Regions from separate parts of the Homo sapiens genome. Here region 2 is linked to region 1. Evidence: chromatin loops called from intact Hi-C (ENCODE). Cell type or tissue: PC-3. All regions are shown on one strand. Each heading gives the region's core, and the rest is flanking DNA. Links, peaks and the distances in the headings are about the cores only. Region 1 overlaps USP54 (ubiquitin specific peptidase 54). Region 2 holds the start of USP54 (ubiquitin specific peptidase 54).

The links. A loop is a pair of places that touch in the nucleus more often than their neighbours do. Peaks named below come from ENCODE experiments on the same cell type or tissue, not always from the same donor. Only the 100,000 strongest peaks of a DNase experiment are listed, where the experiment ranks them.
Region 2: it touches region 1 in a loop (3-fold over the local background); 8 of 110 quality-filtered maps call a loop at or near these places.

Annotation. Positions count from the first base shown.
Region 1 is chr10:73,522,544-73,534,802 of GRCh38, forward strand. USP54 (ubiquitin specific peptidase 54) reads right to left here. Exons shown (of 24, transcript NM_001391956.1): 12 at 12,057-12,227; 13 at 8,161-8,292; 14 at 7,600-7,980; 15 at 7,137-7,368; 16 at 4,104-4,237; 17 at 1,040-1,207. It also overlaps the pseudogene RNU6-883P. Among named protein-coding and RNA genes, the nearest start is that of PPP3CB, 33 kb to the left of the region's middle. RefSeq lists an enhancer at 6,888-7,182 and a silencer at 7,039-7,138. In PC-3, for the core only: a CTCF peak has its summit at 6,984 (motif pointing right); a DNase peak (open chromatin) is centred at 7,018.
Region 2 is chr10:73,585,390-73,597,648 of GRCh38, forward strand. It overlaps USP54 (ubiquitin specific peptidase 54), which reads right to left and starts at 5,953. Exons shown (of 24, transcript NM_001391956.1): 1 at 5,889-5,953. RefSeq lists an enhancer at 6,236-6,986. In PC-3, for the core only: CTCF peaks have their summits at 7,160 and 7,365; DNase peaks (open chromatin) are centred at 4,342, 6,072 and 6,712; H3K4me3 peaks cover 1,509 bases; H3K27ac peaks cover 2,435 bases.

The DNA of each region.
Region 1 (12,259 bases), core at 2,575-10,574:
GAAATGACAAGACCCCTTTTTTCAGAAGCAAAATAAACCTGGGACACCAATGTGATACAGCTTGAGGTCAAAAAGGGAAAAAAGACTATCCAAATATAGAGACAGCTAAGTATTAGGAATTTAAAACTAATTTGGAAACTAATACAATGTCTTGGGAAATATAAGGCAACAATTACCTTGAATCAAAAGAGAGTAGTATTAAAGGAAAAAAGCTGCCCCCAAACAGGATTACTTGGCCCAAGAAGATTCTCTAAGTGTATATAAAAAGAGAAAAGTGGTCAACAGAAAACAGCCAGCAAAGTTAAAAGCTTGCACTTACAAACTGGGACCTTCATACTGCTTTAGCACAATTTGTTGTAAGTGGGGTTTCCGAATTATAAAAACAATAAAGTCATTTTATAGGAAAAAAACTAAGATATATGGCCTATTTAAGGTAGATACTTCAGCTTGGCTGAACTATTTTGAAGGCTAGTCTCTTTTGGTACAAAGTGACATCCTAAAAAAATTCTAGGAAGAAAAAAAGTCTAACATGGGGCAGTTGTGGAAGTAAAGTCCATGCAAATTGTTTGAGGTTACAGAATCAATTGTCATGGTATCAAAAGTAAACTGGCTTTGTTCTTGCTCCTGTTTGGCAGATCCACTTCCCTGATGCTCCAGGTGGAATATTTCATGGGTATGTTTCTTCCCAGCAAGTAGAATTCCCCTCACTGTCAGTGTGGCTCACTGCCATTTTCAGCTATTTCTGACTCAAGGCTAGTTTTATTTACACCTTCAACAGATGTTCATGGGAAACATTATTCATGAACGATATACTATCTCTAATCTATAGGCTTTTAATAGATGTGCCCCAAATCAGTGCCTATCTCCAGTCAATAGTCTTGTCACATCCTACTCTAACTTGTTCTCACTGGAATGGGTGAATTAAGACTTAAAAAATTATTTTGCTAAAGAGAAGACAGGGAACTTACAAGCTTAGATGTTTTTTTCTACCCTTTCTGTCTGTCCCCATCACCCACAACCTAATGCTCACAACAATTACCCTGATTCTGCAGTTCATCCAAGTCCATGAAGCGGCTAGGATGAGGGTTAAACCCTTTCGCTGCCTCTAACTCCTTCTCCCGTTTTCTTCGAAGTTCCTGTTCCTGCGCCCTCCTGGCCACCTCTTCCTGCAATTCATCCAGTTCACTTTTAGAAGATATCTCCTCACCTGTAATATAAGCAAGGGAGAAGTCACCACATTTCCATTACCAAGACTAAGTACTTGATGAATTTATGACCACTGCAATACTTTCCTTTTGGAATTCTTGCTTTCAATTTGGAGTTTATTTATTTATTATTTATTATTATTATTATTATTATTATTATTATTATTATTATTATTTTGAGACGGAGTCTCACTGTGTTCCCAGGCTGGAGTGCAATGGCGCAATCTTGGCTCACTGCAACCTCCGCCTCCCGGGTTCAAGCGATTCTTCTGCCTCAGCTTCCTGAGTAGCTGGGACTACAGGCACATGCCACCAAGCCCAGCTAATTTTTGTGTTTTTAGTAGAGACGGGGTTTCACCATGTTGGTCAGGCTGGTCTCGAACTCCTGACCTCGTGATCCACCCACCTTGGCCTCCCAAAGTGCTGGGATTACATACAGGTGTGAGCCACTGCGCCTGGCCCAATTTGGAGCTTATATTTTGGATAATGCTTTCCATAATTAGATTCCGGATGGCACTTGGGCCAGGAATAATAATAATAATAACAACAGGCCGGGCATGGTGACTCACGCCTGTAATCCCAGCACTCTGGGAGGCCAAGGCGGGAGGATCACCTGAGGTCAGGAGTTTGAGACCAGCCTGGCCAACATGGTGAAACCCCGTCTCTACTAAAAATACAAAAATTAGCCAGGTTTGGTGGCAGGCGCCTGTTATCCCAGCTACTCGGGAGGCTGAGGCAGGAGAATCACTTTAACCCGGGAGGTGGAGGTTGCAGTGAGCCAAGATCGCGCCATTGCACTCCAGCCTGGGAGACAAGAGCAAGACTTCGTCTCAAAATAATAATAATAATAACAACAACAACAACAACATTTATGGAGTGCTTCACAACAATAGTATTACGCTGAACATTTGTTCAGCACTTACTATGTGCCAGAAACAGTTTTAAGCATGTTTACATGTATTATTTCATTTAATCATAACAACAACTTATGAGGTAGATACTATTACCCCCATTTTAGGAATGAGGAAACTGAGTCACAGGAGGATAAATAATTTGCCCAAGGTAAACCAAATGGGAAATAATGGAGCTAAATTAAAGTCAAGTAGGTTAAATTCATAATCATGCTCTAATCATTAGAGAACACTTTCTACCAGGTGCTGTCACTGACTGACTGGGGAGCTTCAAGAATGTCATTTTCTCACCCTTAATTTCCACCACCTCTTTGAATTTGTAAAATGTCCACAGCAGTATAAGTCCAATTTTATAAACCTTTCTAGATGGATCTAAATAGATCCAGAAGGATGTCCATAATAAATTAAGTGAAAAATTGAGAGAATAACATGCATAGTATGACTTCATCTTTTTAAAAATGGTGCTTACCTATATATATATGTACATAAACTTATCTATGTACTTGTGTAAGCATAGAAAAAGACAGAAAGATATATACCGCAATGGTAACACTGGCTCCTTCAATTTCAGGAGGCAAAGGGCAGATTATTGAATTACTGGACTTGATTTACCCCTGTAGTTTTTTAAAGGAGTATGCAAAGTTACCATATAAGAATGTTTGTTCTGTGTCTTAATAAAATGGTTAGATCAAATTGTGGCGCATAAATAGGGCTTATTATACAAACAGGATGGTGGGGTGATATGGTGTGTGAAGAATCTTGTCATAACTCCTTGCTAATTATCTTTTACCAGTTGAAGAACGCTGTTGGTGAATTCTATCCAACTGGTCCAGAATTGAGGACTATTCAGGAGATCATGAGACTCAGTCATTAGTGTAATTAAAAAAATGCTGGCTATCTGAAGAGAAGGGAGAATAGTCTCATGCACGATTCACAAGTTTCTTGAAACAATGTTATTCAACATGAAATAAATTAAAATGTGGGGAATAAATCAAATGTATAATTACAATGGGAAGCCCAAATGTCTTCCACGTGTCTCTAACTATAACTTACTAGAGCCCAGGATTCCAGAGATATCTGCCTCTATAGGCATTGTTCTGCTCTGCCAGATGTCCACAACCTTTAGTATACATACCTAAAAGGGTTCATGCCTTTTTACTACTGCTGCTGCAGGCCTTTCTTCCTGCTACCTCTAAGAATTGTCAGTAACTATCAAGAGAATTGGTAGTAAGACTAAGATATTTAGCCAGGGGTAAGGATAAATTTGAATTGCTTATTTCCAAGTTTTGCAAATAGCCACATGTACCCCTTTGGTATGTCAATTCATAATACTAAACAATAAGAAATCCATTTCCCAAGAGGCTGTCCCTAATCCAAGGAAAGCCCTAGGATTTATTCTTCTGAAGAATGGGGATGTTAGTAACACTGTTCACCATATTTCTGTCCCTTCTTGCTCCCACAAGGGCTCCCTCCAGGTAGAAAGAAATATTCATGCAGGCTGTGATGGAGAACAAAAAATAGATAAATCCAAAGATGGAGCAACTGAAATGACTCTACATTTACATTCTGATGGAATACTCAAACTGTAACTGTCCTCTTTTTTTTTGAAATGGAGTCTCACTCTGTCGCCCAGGCTGGAGTGCAGTGGCACGATCTTGGCTCACTGCAACCTCCGCCTCCCAGGTTCAAGCAATTCTCCTGCCTCAGCCTCCCGAGCAGCTGGGACTACAGGTGCACGCCGCTACGCTGGTTAATTTTTTGTATTTTAGTAGAGACGGGGTTTCACCATGTTGCCCAGGCTGGTCACGAACTCCTGAGCTCAGGCAATCTGCCTGCCTCGGCCTCCCAAAGTGCTGGGATTACAGGTGTGAGCCACCGCGCCCGGCCTGTAACTGTCCTCTAATTTCAAATGTGCTCAGGTAAGTCTGGTCCCCAGACAAAACTGCCGGTCAAATCCAGTCCTCAAATTCAGTGTCATTCTGCTTACCAGAGAAAGGCTGACTCTTTGTCCAGCCACCCATGGATGCTGTGGAGTCTACCTCCAGGATGCTACTGCTGTGCGACTTTGGGATATGACGCCAGGAAGGAACCAACCCAGCTGATCTCTTAGCACTTGGATCCCTTCAAAAGAGAACTCAGAGTCTAGTGAAAGCATGAAAGCAGGTTATAGCAACATTCCTAGGACTAAATCTCTCTCTCAAAAAAAAAAAATCAAACTACACAATTAGAGCTTCTGCTAAACTACTTCTGAAGAATTGAAATATCCACTCATTCTCCTATCTAACCTCATCTCACCTCATTCACAACTTGTGCATCTAGCACAGTATCTGGTACATAATACATATTCAAAATCTGTTGAATGTACTAATGAACATATTGGTTTCATATTTATTTCCTTCTTTCTTACTAAACCTTTGTAGCATCTTCTCATAAGTAAAACTCAACAGGATCCTGTGGACAGGGAAGAACATTGACAGAGTATGAACATGTGGTTATCACCTTTGTAGAAGATATAATCATGCTTTTCAAAGCAGCTCTACTATTAGAAAAATTGCCTTGGCCAGGTACAGTGGCTCATGCCTGTAATCCCAGCACTTTGGGAGGCTGAGGCAGGCGGATCATGAGATCAAGAGATCAAGACCATCCTGGCCAACATGGTGAAACCCCATCTCTACTAAAATTACAAAAATTAGCTGGGTGTGGTGGTGGGCGCCTGTAGTGCCAGCTACTAGGGAGGCTGAGGCAGGAGAATCGCTTGAACCCAGGAGGCAGAGGTTGCAGTGAGCCGAGATCGTGCCATTGCACTCCAGCCTGGTGACAGAGCGAGACACTCCATCTCAAAAAAAAAAAAAAAAAAAAGAAAACAGAAAAATTGCCTCTGTGGCAACTCAGTAAAAATAATGTATGGAGATTTGAAAGTTATAAAGCAAACTGAGCCCTATGGGCAGGGTACAATGAGTGCTAATAAACTGTCATCATTATTATGAATATTATTAGCATTATAAAACACAAAGTCCCAGTGACCCTAAAACAAATCAAAATAAAAACTATCCCACCATACTGGGTGTGGTGACTCACACCTATAATCTCAGTACTCTGGGAGGCTGAGGTGGGTAAATCACTTGAGCCCAGGAGTTCAAGACAAGCCTGGGCAAAATGATGAAACCCCATCGATACCAAAAAAAAAAAAAAAAAAAAAGCAACGACAACAAAACACTGTCCCAAAATAACATTTGGGCTTCTTCTCTGATTTTAGTATTACATAAGTTTTAATTCACTAATCCATTCTTTTTGAGATGGAGTTTCGCTCTTGTCACCCAGGCTGGAGTGCAGTGACGTGATCTTGGCTCACTGCAAACTCCGCCTCCCGGGTTCAAGTGATTCTCCTGCCTCAGCCTCCAGAGTAGCTGGGACTAGAGGTGCGCGCCACCATGCCCAGCTAATTTTTGTGTTTTTAGTAGAGACGGGGTTTCACCATGTTGGCCAAGATGTTCTCGATCTCCTGACCTTGTGATCCACCCAGCTCGGCCTCCCAAAGTGCTAGGATTACAGGCATGAGCCACCGCGCCTGGCCCACTAATACATTCTTTTTTTGTTTGTTTGTTTTTTTGAGATGGAGTTTCACTCTGTTGCCCAGACTGGAGTGCAATGGCACGATCTTGGCTCACTGCAACGTCCACCTCCTGGGTTCAAGTAATTCTCCTGCCTCAGCCTCCCAAGTAGCTGGGATTACAGGCTCCCACCACCACGCCCGGCTAATTTTTGTTTTTGTATCTTTAGTAGAGACGGGGTTTCACCATGTTGGCCAGGCTGGTCACGAACTTCTGACGTCGTGATCCACCCGCCTCGGCCTCCCAAAGTGCTGGGATTACAAGCGTGAGCTACTGCGGCAGGCCTAGTCCGTTTTTGTTTCTTTTTTTTTTTTTTGAGATGGAGCCTTGCTCTGTCGCCTAGGCTGGAGTTGCCATGGCACGAGCTCGGCTCATTACCACCTCCACCTCCTGGATTCCAGCGATTCTCCTGCCTTAGCCTCCCAAGTAATTGGGATTACAGACGCCCACCACCATGCCTCACTAATTTTTGTGCTAGCCTGGGATTACAGGCGTGAGCCAACATGCCTGACCTAATCTGTTCTTTAATACATTTTTTTACTGTGTATATTTAAGGTATACAACATGATGTTATGAGATACATAGAGACAGTAAAATGGTTACTATAATTGAAGGAAATTAATATACCCATCATCTCATATAGTTACCCATTTTTTTTGTTTTTGTGGCAAGAGGAGTTAAAATCTACTCATTTACCATGAATCTCATATGCAGTACAATTTTATTAATTGTAGTCATGTTTTACATTAGATCCCTAGACTTGTTTATCCTACATATCTGAAAAATACAGAAATCTTCACAAATTTTTGTGCCACCTTTGAGCAGGAGCCATGCTAATCTTCTCTGTATTGTTCCAATTTTAGTATATGTGCTACCAAAGCAAGCACTAAACAATTATTTCATTATCCTTAGCAAACTAAGACAGGAACAGAAAACCAAATACAGCATATTGTCACTTATAAGTGGGAGCTACATGGTGAGGACACATGAACACACAGAGGGGAACAACAGACACAGGCCTATCGGAGGGTGGAGGGTGGGAGGAAAGAAAGGATCAGGAAAAATAATTAGTGAGTACTAGCTTAATATGTGGGTAACAAAATAATCTGTACAATGAACTCCTATGACACAAGTTTATCCTAACAAACCTGCACATATGCCCCCTGAACCTAATTTTTTAAAATTATTTTATACATGATAACTGTATTTCAAATAGAAAGTTCTCTCTCCTTTCTCAAGTGCCTCTGTTCTTCCAGCAGAGGGTGCTGTTGTTATAGGAAGTTGAAAGAGCACATAGAGATAATAGCAAAGGCCATCCCTCCACTTGTCTCAGCCATGCCTGAAAGCCCCAAGTAGGTGGCTCACATTGCTGCAAGAGACAATGTTGCTGTTCAAAGGCCAAACAATACCTGTAGACATTTGAGCTCTCAGGCAGGGCTGCATCCAGGCTGACAGGGCTGCTGCTGTTCCTCTCACTGCTTTCATAGCCAGATTCCATTCGCTGGATTAGTCGGGGGTGCTGCTCTAAAAGGTGAGAGCCTGGCCGTGCTGGGCCCCAGCGCTTGTACTGGGGGCTTGGTCCACCAAATTTAATGTCGTAAGAAGGTGGCTTGCTTGGTTCATCTGGTATAAATTCTTTAGCTATCCCAATCAAAAGACAGGTATGGAAAATGAGGTAGATTTAGCATTTGCCTAAAATCAAGACCTAACTAGCTCCTCCCTCTAGCTACTTATTCACTGAACTCATATCCCTAAAACACCCGACATCAGAGTAAAAGTGCCCCTTGCCAGATGTACCAAAAAACCCAGGTTTTAAAAAGACATAAATCAACTTTATTCAAAAGCCCAATTCTTCCCTAATTATCTCCTCACCTGAATCCTCAGAAAAGGGGCTAAGCTGGGTATAGCCACAGTGCTTCCTTTTGTCCTTACTAAAGATACTGTCAATATTCAGAGATTCTCGTTTGGGTCTCCATGTGGGACGATACTTGCTGGAAGAACTGGATTTTGACTCACTGCTGGTACTCTCTATTTCCCAGTCACGAGAGTGTAAAGGCAGGGTCCTAGGAGGTTTTTTGTCAGGCTGGTCTCCTCCTCTGCCCCTGCAGTGAGAGCCTACATTGGTCTGAGAAGCCAGGGATGGTCTGTTATGGATCATATTGCTGACTGTCTCTTTAAAATCTCTCAGCCTGTTGGTGCTGCTGGATGGTTTGGAGGCATTTCTAGGAGCCTGCTTCTCTTTCAGTGTTTCTCCTAAAAACACAAAGAATGAAAGAAATATAGATGTTTAAAGTGATCATGGATACTAGACCCCAATGTCGAAAAAGCAAAGAAAAGCCCTCTGAACAGAAAGGAGAAGCCAACAGTCTGGAGCATGACAGAAGTTTGATAGAGTGAATGAAGGAGAAAGAGAAGCAGTGCAGAAGGGCTTGCCTTCACTGTGGTATCCCGAGGCCTGGGGCTCATCGCCTTTCCTCCTAACCCGACCAGAGCTCCTCTTGCGCTCTATCAGTGACCCTTTCTTGGATGTGTGTTTCTGATTACATTCACTATCAGTCAGGTGTCCTGAAAAAACAAGGAAATTGGGGTAAGCTGGTATCTGAGACTAACCTCCACCCTCCTGAGAACCTACCTAATCTCCCTTTGGGAGTGCCACAAATTTAGAGTACCCATGGAACAGAAGCTGTAGGGCATAGGCTATCTGATTTCAGTGTAGGAACCTCCCAGTAGATAAATGCAGAGAAGGGCCAGGTGCAGTGACTCACACCTATAATTGCAGCACTTTGGGAGGCTAAGGCGGGCAGATCACTTGAGGCCAGGAGTTCGAGACCAGACTGACCAACATGGCAAAACCCTGTCTCTACTAAAAATACAAAAATTAGTCCGGCATGGTGGCATGTGCCTGTAGTCCCAGCTACTGAGAGGCTAAGGCATTAGAATCACTTGAACCCAGGAGGTTGCAGTGAGCCGAGATCACGCCACTGCACTCCAGCCTGGACGACAGAGCAAGACTGTCTCAAAAAAAAAAAAAAAAGATAAATGCAGAGAAGCTGGGAGCATCCAAATTTACAATGTCTCCTGAGCAATGACCAATCTCAATCCCACTCCTAATCTTCCCCAGTGACCCAGAAGGACTAATGACATGTTTCTAGGTAACTTTTTAAAGGCAAAAGTTTTAAAGATTATATAAAAATGTCAGGTAGCCATATACTTTCACTCTCATAAATTGAAGACAGAGTTTTCCTTTTATTTATTTAGCAACACATATCAAATAAAGTCTGATTTTCAGTACATCTGGTATTATCCTGGATACTCCAGACTTTGCCCACAAGAGGTCTGATTTTATATGGCTTTAAGACCCAGTTCCAAGCTTTCCTTAATTGTGGATCATTTAAAGGGCATTTCAACTTTGATTCTCATTCCTATCCCCAACCCATCTTCACGAAACTTGGCTCCATCCAGAGATTACACTTCATAGTTCCTTAATACTAATCACTGGGAAAACCAGGAGAGCTGGGCTCTTTTATGTAACTTGCCCTGCTTCATGCCCATAGTATGCAAATACATGAGCATGATTTGATGACAGCAAAAGTCAGATTCTAAAGGATATAAGCAACTAAATTGCTAGAAGCCAGAGATGAATTAAGCAGGTAAATTAAGTTTGAAGATATGCTTAGAAAAAAAAAACCTAGGTCAAATGCATGGAGAGCTAACAAAAATTTGTTTTCACATGATAGCATATGAGAATCCTTATGCATATTCAAGTATCACCAGTGTAGTGATATGGATACATATTTTCAATCAGTTGCCCCTTGGAATCTTGTATTGCTTTTATTTGGTCGTTTGCTACCTCTGTGCCCACAAGAAAGATTTAAGAGAGGAGGAAATAACTTGGAACAACTAAGTCTTTTTTTTTTTTTGAGACGGAGTCTCGCTCTGTCACCCAGGCTGGAGTGCAGTGGTGCGATCTCAACTCACTGCAAGCTCCGCCTTCCGGGTTCACGCCATTCTCCTGCCTCAGCCTCCTGAGTAGCTGGGACTACAGACGCCTGCCACCACACCCAGCTAACTTTTTGTATTTTTTTTAGTAGAGACGGGGTTTCACCATGTTAGCCAGGATGGTCTCGATCTCCTGACCTCGTGATCCACCCACCTCGGCCTCCCAAAGTGCTGGGATTACAGGCGTGAGCCACTGTGCCCGGCCGCAACTAAGTCTTACAAATGTTAAACCAATGGGCATGTTCAAACCATTAACACAAATCTGCCTCTACTGGAAAATATGCTTAGTTTATCCTGTGGCTTGGCTTCTCTCTGGTTCACAGCTTCAAAAAGTGGGTCTAAAAAACTCACACCTGACACAATCAATGCAGTAGTCATCAAAAGAAAGCCAGCACAAGTCTGACAAAACCTCTAGGTCCAACTACCAATTTACAAGAAATATAGGACACAGAAACGTGTTAAAGTATACCATAGGAATAAAATCAGCAAAATTCAGAATGTGGGAAATCTACAGGACAAAATACCTAGTTCTAGCAATAAATTGCAAGGAAAAAAAATAGAGGAAAAAACAGTAGATTAAAAGAAATGCAAAGGACTTATCAACTCATCAGAATGCATAGACCTCATTTAGATGCTGAGTCAAACACATAAACCATGAAAATATTATGATACTTATAAGTGGATATGTGAACACTCATTGGTTACCTATCAGTTTTAAGGAATCATCATTATTATTTTTAAGTGTTACAATGCTGGGCTGGGCACGGTGGCTCACGCCTGTAATCCCAGCACTTTGGGAGGCCGAGGTGGGTGGATCACGAGGTCAGGAGATCGAGACCATCCTGGCTAACACGGTGAAACCCCGTCTCTACTAAAAATACAAAAAATTAGCCAGGCGTGGTGGCGGGCGCCTGTGGTCCCAGCTACTCGGGAGGCTGAGGCAGGAGAATGGCATGAACCTGGGAGGTGGAGATTGCAGTGAGCCAAGATCGTGCCACTGCACTCCAGCCTGGGCGACAGAGCGACTCCAACTCAAAAAAAAAAAGGTGTTATAATGCTATGTTTAAAAAGTGATTTCTTATGTTTGAGCAAACATAAGATATATTTATGGAAAATGTGATATAATGCCTGGGATGTGCTTCAAAATAATCCAGGAGTGGGTAAAGGTACAGGTAAAACTAGACTGGCCATGAGTTATAATTACTGAAACTAGGTGATGGGTACATGAATGGGCAGTACACTATTCTATACAGTTTTGAATATCTTTGAAATTCTTGATATTTAAAAAAAAAAAAAGCCCCCACAGCTTATAAACCACCAATCTCAAACAATGAGCTCACAAATTCTCACAGTCCCTAAGAATATGGACACTGTTCTATGCCTTAGGCATTCTATCTCCCAGAATAAACTTTCCATCTCAGCAGTCATTCACTGTTCTTCCCTGTATTGATTTCTTCCTCTGACATGGGCATACTCTCCTACAGATAAACAAAACAATGCAAGAATATTCTCTGCATGGAACTCACAATAACAAATAGGTATCTTTCATTCTTTTGCTTCTCTATCCTTCAGGAAGCTTAGCAAGCTGACATGCAGTTGTCCCTCACCAATCCCATAAATAGGCCCCTTCTATCAAAGCTCTTCACTTAGGACAAAGCCTGGCATGAGAACATGATGATGTGCAAGATCACAGGGGCTTAATGGGATACTACGGGAATCAAGAGTATAGGAGAAGAAAAGCACACTTCAGAATAATCACATCAATAATCACATTACAATCGTCTTTATTGACATGCTGCTATTGACAGGAGTATGTGCAATGGAGCATCACGGTTCATTCAAAACTGTGTTGCTTCTTTGTATCCCATTGAATTGCCCAAATTCTGTGCCATTGTGCCTTTGCGTAACGAACATTTCTGACTTCCCCCAGTTTCTTTCTCCTTTTTTTTTTTTTTGAGACGGAGTCTCGCTCTGTTGCCCAGGCTGGAGTGCAGTGGCACGATCCCAGCTCACTGAAAGCTTCGCCTCCTGGGTTCATGCCATTCTCCTGCCTCAGCCTCCCGAGTAGGTAGGACTACAGGTGCCTGCCACCATGCCCAACTAATTTTTTTTTTGTATTTTTAGTAGAGACGGAGTTTCACCGTGTGTTAGCCAGGATGGTCTCCATCTCCTTACCTCATGATCCACCCACCTTGGCCGCCCGCCTCGGCCTCCCAAAGTGCTGGGATTACAGGTGTGAGCCACTGCGCCTGGCCTCACAGTTTCTTTTTCTTAGGAGATCTATGCAGGAATTGATTCAGGCAAGCAGGACCCTCTGTATAAGTCCCTACCTGTGTCCCGACTGCTCTGAGACATGGAATCATTTTCCACATTATAGATGACTGTCCCCTGAGAATCAGAAGAGAAGTGACTGACCACAGACTCATGGTGGGAATGTTTGTAGGGATAGCTCTCCGTTGAGGAATCTGTTCGAGTGTCACTTGAGATGGAGGGCTCCCTCCCTGAGAGGAGGAGGAAACACATATGCAAAAAG
Region 2 (12,259 bases), core at 2,790-10,789, 63 kb after region 1:
TCTGCTCAGCTTCTGGCAAGGCCTCAGGGAGCTTACGATCATGACAGACCGCAAAGGGAAGCCCAGGTGTCACATGGCGAGAGAGACAAGGGAGAGGTCTCAGGCTCTCTTAAACAACCAGATCTTGTGTGAATTAACTGAGTGAGAACTCACTCATCACTGAGCTATTCATGAGGGATCCACCCCCATGATCTAATACCTTCCACTAGGCCCCAACATTGGGGATCACATTTCAGCATTAGATTTGAGGGAACAAACATCCAAATCATATCACTGAATCATGTTCATGATTGTGATTTTTATGCTGCATATTTTTGATATTCACATATTCTGCCAATAAAATTAATTCCTGGCCAGGCACAGTGGCTCACACCTGTAATCCCAGCATTTTAGGAGGCTGAGGTGGGCAGATCACGAGGTCAAGAGATCAAGATCATCCTGGCCAACATGGTGAAACCCCGTCTCTACTAAAAATACAAAAATTAGCTGGGCGTGGTGGCGCGTGCCTGTAGTCCCAGGAGGCTGAGGCAGGAGAATCTTGAACCCGGGAGGCAGAGGTTGCAGTGAGCCAAGATCGCACCACTGCACTCTAGCCTGGTGACAGAGCAAGACTCCAGCTCAAAGAAAAAAAAAATTAATTCCTAATTATAAGATAGAATTAAATATGTCTGGCACCAGCGTAAAGTTTGAGAATCACCGGACCTTACCACCATTTCCAGCTTCATCTACTCATTCACTCACTGATCAAACATTTCATTGATCATCCATTATGTGCCTCTCACTCATCCTCCACTCCAAGTACACTAGACTCCTTTCTTTATAACAAATATACCCTGTCCTTTACTTTCTCATTGTCTTGACTCTAATATTGCCTCTCTCTGGAATGCCTTTCCTCTCCATTTATTCTTGCTGAAAATCTTAACTATCCTACAAGGAAAAGCCTTCCCAGATCATTCTCTCACCCTCTCACCTTTCCAATCTCCCAATTTATTTCATCCTCCTCTGTGCTCTCAGTGCATGGTGGGGTTTGGATTACAATACTCACATTCTCCCTCATGTTACAGTTATTTGGGTACGTGGACTACATTTTGTCTTAAGGGCATCTTTCTAATTCCACACAGAGGTTGAATATAATAGGCATTGAATCACTGACAGTTTCATTGAAAGAGAAAACTTTTTGTTTGAAGGTACCTAGCCTAGAACAACCAATTCTAACATCCTGATAAATTCTGACTCTCCTTAAAGAAAAGAACTCACAAAATGGCCTTATCTAGCTTGAGATACTGCTGACAACTTTTTCTAATAGTGACTATATAAATGGAAACAATATTTGCTTCTGATTCAAGCTTGAAAATAGAAAGAGATAAGCATCTACAACCATAAAAAGGGCCAAGCTATTTGTTGATTTATGAGCTGGTTATCTTAAACTCTCCAGCGAATAGTTACTCAACTCAAACAATTTCCTGAGGGCTGGACTTTGGCAGCTTCAAACTATTACATCATGTACAACAGAAGAATTGTATGCTGATAAAGGACAAAAAGTCTTATTTTTCCTGCACAAGAACTTAGATAACTGTCATGTATAACAAATTTGTCTAAAATTTGTTAAAAAGTAGTTGGAAAGAAAACAAAAAGGCACGTTTCACTTTGTTATAATTGACAAATTATAAGAACTAAGAAATGACAGCTGCAGGCTACTTAGCCCTTCCTTATAAAGATCTAAAGTTGTATAATTTACTGACTTCTAAAGGAAGCAGCATGGTAGTAGAAAGAACATAGTGGTTAAAAGTATACCCTCTGCAGGCCGGGTGCAGTGGCTCACTCCTGTAATCCCAGCACTTTGGGAGGCTGAGGCAAGTAGATCACAAGGTCAGGAGATCGAGACCATCCTGGCTAACACGGTGAAACCCCGTCTCTACTAAAAAACACAAAAAAATTAGCCGGGTGTGGTGGCGAGCACCTGTGGTCCCAGCTACTCGGGAGGATGAGGCAGGAGAATGGCGTGAACCTGGGAGGCGGAGCTTGCAGTGAGCCGAGACTGCGCCACTGCACTCCAGCCTGGGCAACAGAGCGAGACTCCATCTCAAAAAAAACAAAAAGTGCACCCTCTGCAGGGCCAACAATATTGCAGAACCTCGGGAGGTAACATGCTTTTAGTGGAGATCCAAAGGGTCCCATTCCTAGAGAACATTATGTGAATTATACAACTTGGGGACACAGAGTTAGTGGAATAGAACAGGTCTCAGCTCCACCATCTAACAGCTGTGGCATATTGACCAAGTTATTGAACTAACTCTTAGGTACTTCATCAGAAAAAATGTGACTAATAATAACATCTATCTCATAGGATTGTTATAAGAATTAAATAAAATAATGTAGATACGTATAATTAGCCCAGTGCCTAATATGTGGTAAGTGTGGAATAAATGTTTTGATGATGATTATGGTGAGGATAATGATGATGAAGAATAAGATGAATCTACATTCCAATCCTAGCTCCATCACATTCAGGCCATTTACTACCTATAATAAATGTGATCTGCTGAAAGGATGCAACAAAATAATGTACGCAGAATACTTAGGGCCAGGTACAAAACAGGAATTCCATAAAGAGTAACTGTGATTATGATGACTGACCATCCTCTATATGCATTATCTCTCCCCCATCTCTCTTTCTCTTACAGGCAAACACACACACACATATAACTACTATAAAAATTTCAGGAGATTAAACTATAATTGATAGCATAAATCCCAAGGCCATATAAAAAATGGGGAAAAGTGTATCCTTTTTTTTTTCTTAAATGTATCCTTTGTTGTTGTTGTTTTTTGTTTTTGTTTTTGTTTTTTGAGACGGAGTCTCGCAGTCACCCAGGCTGGAGTACAGTGGCGTGATCTTGGCTCACCGCAACCTCCGCCTCGCAGACTCAAGCAATTCTCCTGTCTCAGCCTCCATCCATAGTGGCTGGGATTACAGGTGTGTGCCACCACGCCCAGCTAATTTTTGTATTTTTAGTAAAGATGGGGTTTCACCATGTTGGCCAGGCTGGTCTCAAACTCCTGACCTCAAGCGATCCGCCCACCTCAGCCTCCCAAAGTGCTGCGATTACAGGCGTGAGCCACCGCGCCCAGCCTGGGAAAAATGTATTCTAAAACCAGTGCATTCTCAATACAATTCACCCAGACTATTGCAGAAACTTTCTAACTATTCTTTCCTCTCTAATCCCATCTATACAATATTGCAAAAGCAAACTGATGAATCACAATTAGCTTAGAAAACTTCAGTGACAAAATACAGCCAAAACTCTGGCTTTGAATGGCCTTCCACAATCTTATCCCCTGCACATTTCCAACCTCATCTACCCTTAAAACATACAAAAAGATTTGTTCTGTGCACATGCCCAGTTACTTTGTTTTTTGTATTTCTCAATCAACGAATGCTCCTCCCATCTTCCCAGTCCTACCTAATACTAGCAATCTTTTCCACTGAGCAAACCTATTTGAAGAAGTCATACCACTGGCTACTTACAGTGATAGGAACTACTAATAGTCATACATCAGCAGGAAGGAGCAGTCATTTACATTAATTCATTTCCCAAATGATTGTCTTTTTAAATACCTCTCCACACCAACTGGGACTTCTCTCTCCCTCCCAGGAACATCATGAATCAATATTTAACCAGTATATCAATACTTTATTAGAATACAAGGTAGAAAGTTACATTGCCTTACACTCAACAAATGCTCATTCCTTGTTAAACAAATAAATGAAGAACTAAGTTTCATGAGACCAATCAAACTCACATTTTTCCGTTTAGAGATAACTCAGTTACAGGCATAACCAAACAGCTCTTTAGCTTGTCCCTGAATCTCCTGCCAAAATCATATCGCATCTAAATCATACCTTGCGCTTCCAAAAGGTCTACAGAAGAAAGATACTCTATTTTATGGTCAGTAGGACAAACGAAATGTTCTTTCTAAACCCTACTGCCAATAGTAGCAAACTAGTAATAGCAGTGGTTAAAGGAACAAAAATCAATAGCAATTTATTAGGCCCCTGGATAGCAAAACAATGAGTTCCAGAAAGTTACCCTATATAATAACCTTCTGATTTAATCATTTAGAACCAGAGATTTTTATCCCGAATTTTATGAATCACTAAGACTTTTTAAACACTTGATTCCATCAATGCATTATTTATTAATCATTATAAATATACCCGTACTCAAATTATTTCAGTACAAACAATAATGAAAGTATGACAGTGCTATCAACAAGAGGAAAAAAGGAGGGGAAGCAAACTGACAGCACTGGCTTGACTCATTTCTGTTGGGAGAACACTGGTACTGAATGGCACAAGCAACTCCAGTGTGAGAGAGCAAGCACATGACTGACTGGGAGGGCGACAGAGGATACCAAAGAAAGGAGAATATCTATAAAGAAGATTTCCTCTGTAGGGGCAGGAGGTGAAGGGATGAGAAGGAATGAAATCTACTCTAACAGCCTTTACAATACTCAAATGAAAACATGCTACCAGACTTCACACTTTGAGCCAGTTCACATCCTAGCTCTACCACTTACAATTGAGTGACCTTCAGCAGATTACTTATCCTCTTTCATCAGGTGTAAAATTATAATAATGGTAGCCCACTTAGTGAATACAAACTACATGTTTGGCACTGCGCTAGGCACTGGACACATGGTATATCCTCTAATTCTCACAATTAACCTGCCAAATAGTGATTATTTTTCTCACTTTGCAGGAAAGAAAACCCATGTTCTTTCTACCTATGTATAGCCGCTTTGTAGAGGGACAATACTACTACCTGGCCAGGTTGTACTGGGAATTAGAAGTAAATGCAAAGCACTTAGCAAGGACCCAGCACTTACCTCATATTAGGAGCTCAAGAAATCATTACTGTACGAATACAACCATCATTTGAATAAGTGCCTCAACTGAACAGCAATGAAATCCCAGAAACAAGTTTCCTCTCACATCATCTACCATAAAGATGACTTCTAACTAGCAGTAGTTTGGGAGAATCCAAAGCTCATCACTTATAACTGCTTGAAATACCAAAGTATCAACCATCCAGTATCCAAAAAAAAATTTTTTTTTAATACACACACAAATATTCTTAGAAGCTCAAAACACAAAACGCAAGGAAATAGCCCATTATGAAAGTGATATTTGACTCAATCTAAATATCAAATATTAAATATTTTACTTTCAAAAGGATCATAGGCCTCATGCCTCAAGGAAGCAGGTGCTAATGAACAAATTTATCTAACTTCCCAAAAATCATTCCCAGAAGCATCTGTTAACCTGAAGTACTTGGCAAACCATCTCTTAGAATTGACAACATATTGCCAAAATCTTAGTGGATTTTGCCAACACTATTCTGCTGATAGGAAAAAAGAATCATTCAGCTACTTTCCAATTTAGCCACAAAATAGGCTCTTTTTTCTTCATTACTACTTTAACCAGTATGTTAATACTGAAAATAGGTATAAAGAAATCACAAATAACCTTCTTCTGTTTGAAGGAAATTTAAAATACTAAATCCACAATTCTTGCCTTTAATTCTAAGGAACTCAAGAAAATCTATGAATTTTTTTTTTTTGGAAAAAATATGAAATCTCCAAAATCTAATAATTGTAACAGAGAGGAGGGGGAAAGAGCACAAACAACAGCTTGAAAGATGCCTCTTGAAAGTTGAGAGTCCTAAAATCTCAATTTCAAAGTTTAATCTACTGCTATTAAAAGAAATAGCTTATTAATCAGTGCTTGGGAATATTTTTTTTAAAAGAAAGAAAACTTCACAAAAACTAACCGGTTCCTGAATCTTCTATCTATCTGTTTTTACCACAACAACTACAATACTTACCAGACAGCACAGTCAACCTCCAGCAAAAGACCTCTAATCACGAGGGTATCTGTGGGGCAAGTGATACAAGAATGGGGAGGGATATGGGAATAGCTAGAGCTGTGGGGAGGGAAGGCTAGGAGGGAGGAGACGACTGTAGCTAGCAACAATGAGAAACTGTGAATCTAAACCACAAGGACTTCCCGCAGAACAGGATATCAGAGAGAAGGCAATTCTTTTTACCAACTACCAGGAACTCAGCACTGACAATTCATGACAAAGTTAAAAAGGTGGAGCTTCCAATTAAAAACAAAGTAAACTTAAGAAACTAACCAAAAGTAACTTGAAAGGACGTTATCACAAACTTCACCTGAGGCTTAAGAAAAACAATTATGAAGCTGTTTCCTGGGGCATTCCTGATGACAAAGGTCATTAAACAATAAGGTTTGCAGGGTGGCTGCTGCTTCCAAAGAAGGGCCAGTCCCCCACAAAAAAATTCCTTTGCACTGCAGTCAAAAGGAGCACGAGAAGACAACATTTTTGTAGTTGTTTACAGAATAATCAAAACAATGTTATTGTTGGAATCCCTAATTCAGAATTCCAAGACTGGGCTTAAATTAAATCAAATCATTTTAATAGGCAAAACTCCTCCAACTGTCTTAAACGAGCCACACTATTAAAGAAAATTATTATTTAAACTGAGCCATTGGAATCTACTGAGTCAATTTTAAAATGCTTGGGATCTAAGGGTTCTCAACCCCAAAGTCCACAACAGGGAAAGATCTCCACCCCTCTCTCGGGGAAGAGACCTAGTTACATCACCAAGAACAAACAGCAGGCAGAGTCCCACCCCCAAACATGTGATCAGTCAACCGAGAACTTGCATTTGCAGGCAGGGCACAAAGGCCCCAGAGGACCAACACACACCCTTCTATGTATTACCTGAGGTTATAAAACAGTTTTATTGAAAGAAGTTGTTTTATAAGCATACTGATGAAAAAAACTCATCAGCAGAATCCTTGCCAAATATGAAGGTCTGTTGTGTTTCTATAGGTTGAGAGAAAATATACGAGTTGACTAAAAAAAAGATGTAATTAAGATTTATTGGTAAAATTTAACAAACATGGGCAATGTCCAAAACTAATTAAGCTCTTACATTTTAACAATACAGTATATTAAATTGAAGTAGTCCTTTGGCCACAAGGAAAGTGCCACAAAAAAAAAAAAAAAAAAAAAGATACTGTTGCTTTTCTTGTTAACCATTAGCATTCTAACTCAGGTCTCCTAGTGGTGCTAGGTGGAGGAGGAGGTAGTAATGCCATTTCAAAGTGTGAAACACAAAATTTCTACTGATAAGTGCTGACTGCAAATAAAGACATACAAACATCAAGACCAAGCTCTTCAATCAAGTCATTAAAATATAGGTATATATTCATTGTGAAACTAATCAAATAAAACTAGAGTACTGGGACAGAGTTACAGAGCTTCAACCCTGATTACAACTAGACAACATTACTTTTCATGTCTCATCCAGGTAAGGGAAGTGATCCACAGGGAAATCTCACTCTAATAGATTGTAATCTCTCCAGAGGCCCCTCAGAAAACACCTCCCATAAAACTCTGCTATGATACTCACATTCTGCCTTGCATAAGTTATTTTCAGACATTTCTTATTCCCTCTTCAAGACTGCACAAGAGGTTCTGTGCCAAATAGAAAGAGAACCCTGTATCAACCACTGGGCTTCGCCATTCAAAATAAATTGGGTAACTACAAGTTTTTGTTAGGTGAGTGTCAAACTGCCTGTAGAAAAGGTTTTATAGGCCGGGTGCAGGGGCTCACGCCTGTAATCCCAGCATTTTGGGAGGCCATTGCGGGAGGATCATTTGAGCCCAGGAGTTCAAGACCAGCCTGGGCAACACAGGGAGGCCCCTTCTCTACAAAAAAAAAAAAGAAAGAAAGAAAGTTTTTAATTAGCCTGGTGTGGTGGCACGCACCTCTCTGGTCCCAGTTACTCCAGGCTGAGGTGGGAGGATCCCTTGAGCCCAGGAGGTCAAGGCCCCAGTGAGCAGTGATTGTGTCGCTGCACTCCAGTCTGGGCCACAGAGCAAGACCCTGTCTCAAAAAAAAAAAAAAAAAAGGAAAAATAAAAATAGAAAGAAAAGGTTTTGGGTACATGATTGCTAACTACGTCAAGAGGGAGAGTGATACATAGTGTTTCAGATTATTATTTTTTAAAATAGGGTTTTAGTTTAAATGTTCAGGTATTCTAAAGTTGGATGACTAGTTACAACAGTACTTTGTAAAACTGTGCTTCAACAAAACTTAACAAGTCATATTTTTCAAGTACTTTGCAGGGAATATGTAACACCACAATAGGTCCACCTTAGACCAGAATAGACAAAGGTCTCTGAAAAAATATAAATATTATTAGCAAGGAGAAACAATATTTAGGATTTGAGTAAATCAATCAAGAAAAATCCTTGGAGGGTAGTGGGGAGGGTAATGGAAAAGCACAGGCTGAAAAGTCCTATTTGGTCACATTCCGTAGCTTTTCATTATTGGTTTCTACTAGCAAATAGAGTAAGGTACAACAGAATGTTCAATGCATTGAAAGAACATTTTGCTTCTCTTAAAAGTCATAAAAGAGAAACAGAGGATTTCTCTAAGAAAAACCAAAATAACTCCCTCTGGAGTAACCCCAAAGTCAAACCATCATTGTCTTTTATTTCTGAGATGCTAATGATAATGCTGATGTCGGCAGTAAAGGCAGGAACTGAGTGGCTCCGCAGTAGGAACACGAGATTGGAAAATAAAAGACTCTTTTTTTTTTTGAGTCCAAGTCTTGCTCTGTCACCCAGGCTGGAGTGCAGTGACACGATCTCGGTTCACTGCAACCTCCACTTCCCAGGTTCAAGTGATTCTCCTGCTTCAGCCTCTTCAGTAGCTGGGATTACAGGTAGGTGCCACTACACCCAGCTAGTTTTTGTATTTTTAGTAGAGATGGGGCTTCACCATGTTGGCCAGACTGGTCTCGAACTCCTGACCTCAAGTGATCCACCTGACTCAGCCTCTCAAAGTGCTGGGATTACAGGTGTGAGCCACTGTGCCCAGCCAATAAAAGACTCTAGATTTTAGAATGTAGTGACAAAATTTGGGAACTTTTTAAGAGACAGGTTCTTCCTCTGTTGCCCAGGCTGGATGCAGTGGTGTGATCACAGCTCACTGAACCCTCAAATTCCTGGGTTCATGCAATCTTCTACCCTCAGCCTCCCGAGTAGCTGGGACTACAGGTGTGTACAACCAGACCCAGCTAATTTTTTAAAGATTTTTGGAGACAGGGTCTTAGTATGTTACCTAGGCTGAGACTTTTAAATAAACTGGAGGATTGGGGTGGGGAGGGGTGGGGAAGAGACTGCTTTATATCAAATGAAAGCCTTTATCATTTGATCCTGGGGAGAGGGGAAGCTTAATTCAGAGCTGTTAAACTGGAGTTCTAGCAAACAAAAATTAGAGACGGACTTGATCTTAGCTAATAAGGAACCTAAGAGAAAATATTCTAGCCTTTGACTCTAGGTTGTAAGGAAGAATATACCATGAAGTAGATGAAAAACAGGGAAAACTACATAACTAATTTGAGTCTAGTGGGTTTTTTTTTAACTTTTTTTTTTTAATCTTGGTTTTGTTTGAAGACAGAGTCTCACTCTGTCACCCAGGCTGGAGTATAGTGCCATAATCTCAGCTCACTGCAATCTCTGCCTCCCGGGTTCAAGTGATTCTCCTACCTCAGCCTCCAGAGTAGCTGGGATTACAGGTGCACACCACCACACCTGGCTAATTTTTGTATTTTGAGTAGAGATGGAGTTTCACCATGTTGGCGAGGCTGGTCTCAAACTCCTGACCTCAGGTGATCCACCCACCTCAGCCTCCCAAAGTGCTGGGATTACAGGCGTGAGCCACCAAGCCCCACTGGTGTTTTCTTTTAAAGACAGAGTCTCACTATGTTGCCCAGGCTGGAGTGCAGTGGCTAGTCACAGGTGCAATCCCTGTGCAATCAGAGGTGACTCTAGTTTTTATTCTGAGATTTATTCACAATGTTGGCAGAGCATGTGTACCTTAAAGAGCTGGTTGTTTCACTCAAGTATGCATTACTGAGAAGAGGAATATTGCAGAAAGGGTAGAGGGAAGAGAAAAAAACTGATCCAAAGAATACATTTTGGAGAAACTTTGGCTGTTAATCACAGACCTGAGCAGCAAAATCATACAAGAAATCTCTATATTTCTCATATAAATGGACTCTAAAGAAGAGAGGGAGATAGGGGCCACACATTTGGGCTTCTAATTATAGCATCATTATTGTTTAAATTCATTTATTTAACTATATCTTGCATAATTCTAAAAAGTATATCAAATAGCATTATGTCATTATGAACATTAACCACCCTGTCTATAGAACAAGGGTTTTTAAAAGTCTTGGACTGGACTTAAAGCTCCTAGAAAGCAAGAAGAGTATGAAAATCCCTCTCAAGCACACCAAAGAATTACCTAAATGCTAGTCTTACAGAAAGTAATCAGCCGGGCGCGGTGGCTCACGCCTGTAATCCCAACACTTTGAGAGGCCAAGGCAGGCGGATCTCTTGAGGTTAGGATTTTGAGACCAGCCTGGCCAACATGGTGAAAAACCCGTCTTGACTAAAAATACAACAATTAGCTGGGCATGGTGGCGTGTGCCTGTAATCCCAGCTACTCAGGAGGTTGAGGCAGGAGAATCGCTTGAACCCAGGAGGCGGAGGTTGCAGTGAGCTGAGATGGTGCCACCGCACTCCAGCCTGGGCAACAGAGCCAAGACTCCATCTCAAAAAAAAAAAACAAAACAAAAAAAACAGGCCGGGTGCAGTGGCTCACGCCTATAATCCCATCACTTTGGGAGGCCAAGGTGGACAGATCATTTGAGGTCAGGAGTTCAAGACCAGCCTGACCAACATGGTGAAACCCCATCTCTACTAAAAATACAAAAATTAGGCTGGGCACGGTGGCTCACACCTGTAATCCCAGCAGTTTGGGAGGCCGAGGCGGGCAGATCACAAGGTCAGGAGATCAAGACCATCCTGGCTAACATAGTGAAACCCTGTCTCTACTAAAAATACAAAAAAAATTAGCCAGGCGTAGTGGCGGGCGCCTGTAGTCCCAGCTACTCGGGAGGCTGAGGCAGGAGAATGGTGTGAACCCGAGAGGCGGAGCTTGCAGTGAGCCGAGATCGCACCACTGCACTCCAGCCTGGGTGACAGAGTGAGACTCTGTCTCAAAAAAAAAATCAGCCAGGCAGTAGTGGTACGCGCCTGTAATCCCAGCTACTCAGGAGGCTGGGGCAGGAGAATCACTTGAGCCTGGGAGGTGGAGGTTGCAGTGAGCTGAGATCAGGCCATCGCACTCCAGTCTGAGTTGGACAGAGTGAGATCCTGTCTCAAAAAAAAAAAAAAAAAAAAAGGAATAAAGGGTTTCTCAGTGTTTATGTTCAAGTAACTTTATTTTACTTAATAATATTCCCAAATGCAAGAGTAGTGATACTGGCAATTTAACAGGCCATAGAGAAGCCATAAGGTGCTTCCTTTAAGTGAAAAAGTGAAAGTTATCGACTTAATAAGGAAAGAAAAAGAATCATACACTAAAGCTGCTAAGGTCTACCATAAGAACAAATCCATGCATGACATTGTGAAGAAGGAAAGGAAATTCATGCTAGTTTTACTGTCACACCTCAAACTGCAAAAAGTCATGGCCATAGTTCATGGTAAGTGAAACCACCTTTGCAAAAATTATAACTGAGAAAATTATTACAGTGAAAGAGATCTGACTTACTTGACTCCCTGTTGCTTCTAACTTCCAAGCTGTCCTTGTTCATTCCTGGACATAAAGCGAACTAACTTTGGGAGGAACTTATAGTTTAACTTTGAAACAAAGACAAAAACACAGCCCTTTCCCAGAACAAACCCTCTTCTTGCCTGGGGACTAGACTGCCTTTGCAGGACTAACAAATTGCTACAAGATTAGAAATTATGCTTTAGGAATCATGCAGCTAAAGGCCCCAAGGTTCTACACCTCCCTAACTGCTCCTAGGGATAACATCACTAATGTAAAACCTAAGATTGGTGCTCAAGATATTTTTCAAACCCTGAACTCAATGGATCACCTGGCACCATCCAGATTAATAAACTGTCTCATCTGGTCTTGTGGTCCTACCCAGGAACTGACTCAGTGTAAAAGGACAGCTTTGACTCCCTGTGATTTCATTGCTGACCTAAGCAATCAACACTCCCCACTCTCTGGCCCTCTAACCACCAAAGTAGCCTTAAAAACCCCAATCCTGGAATATTCTGGGAGACTGATTTGAGTAATA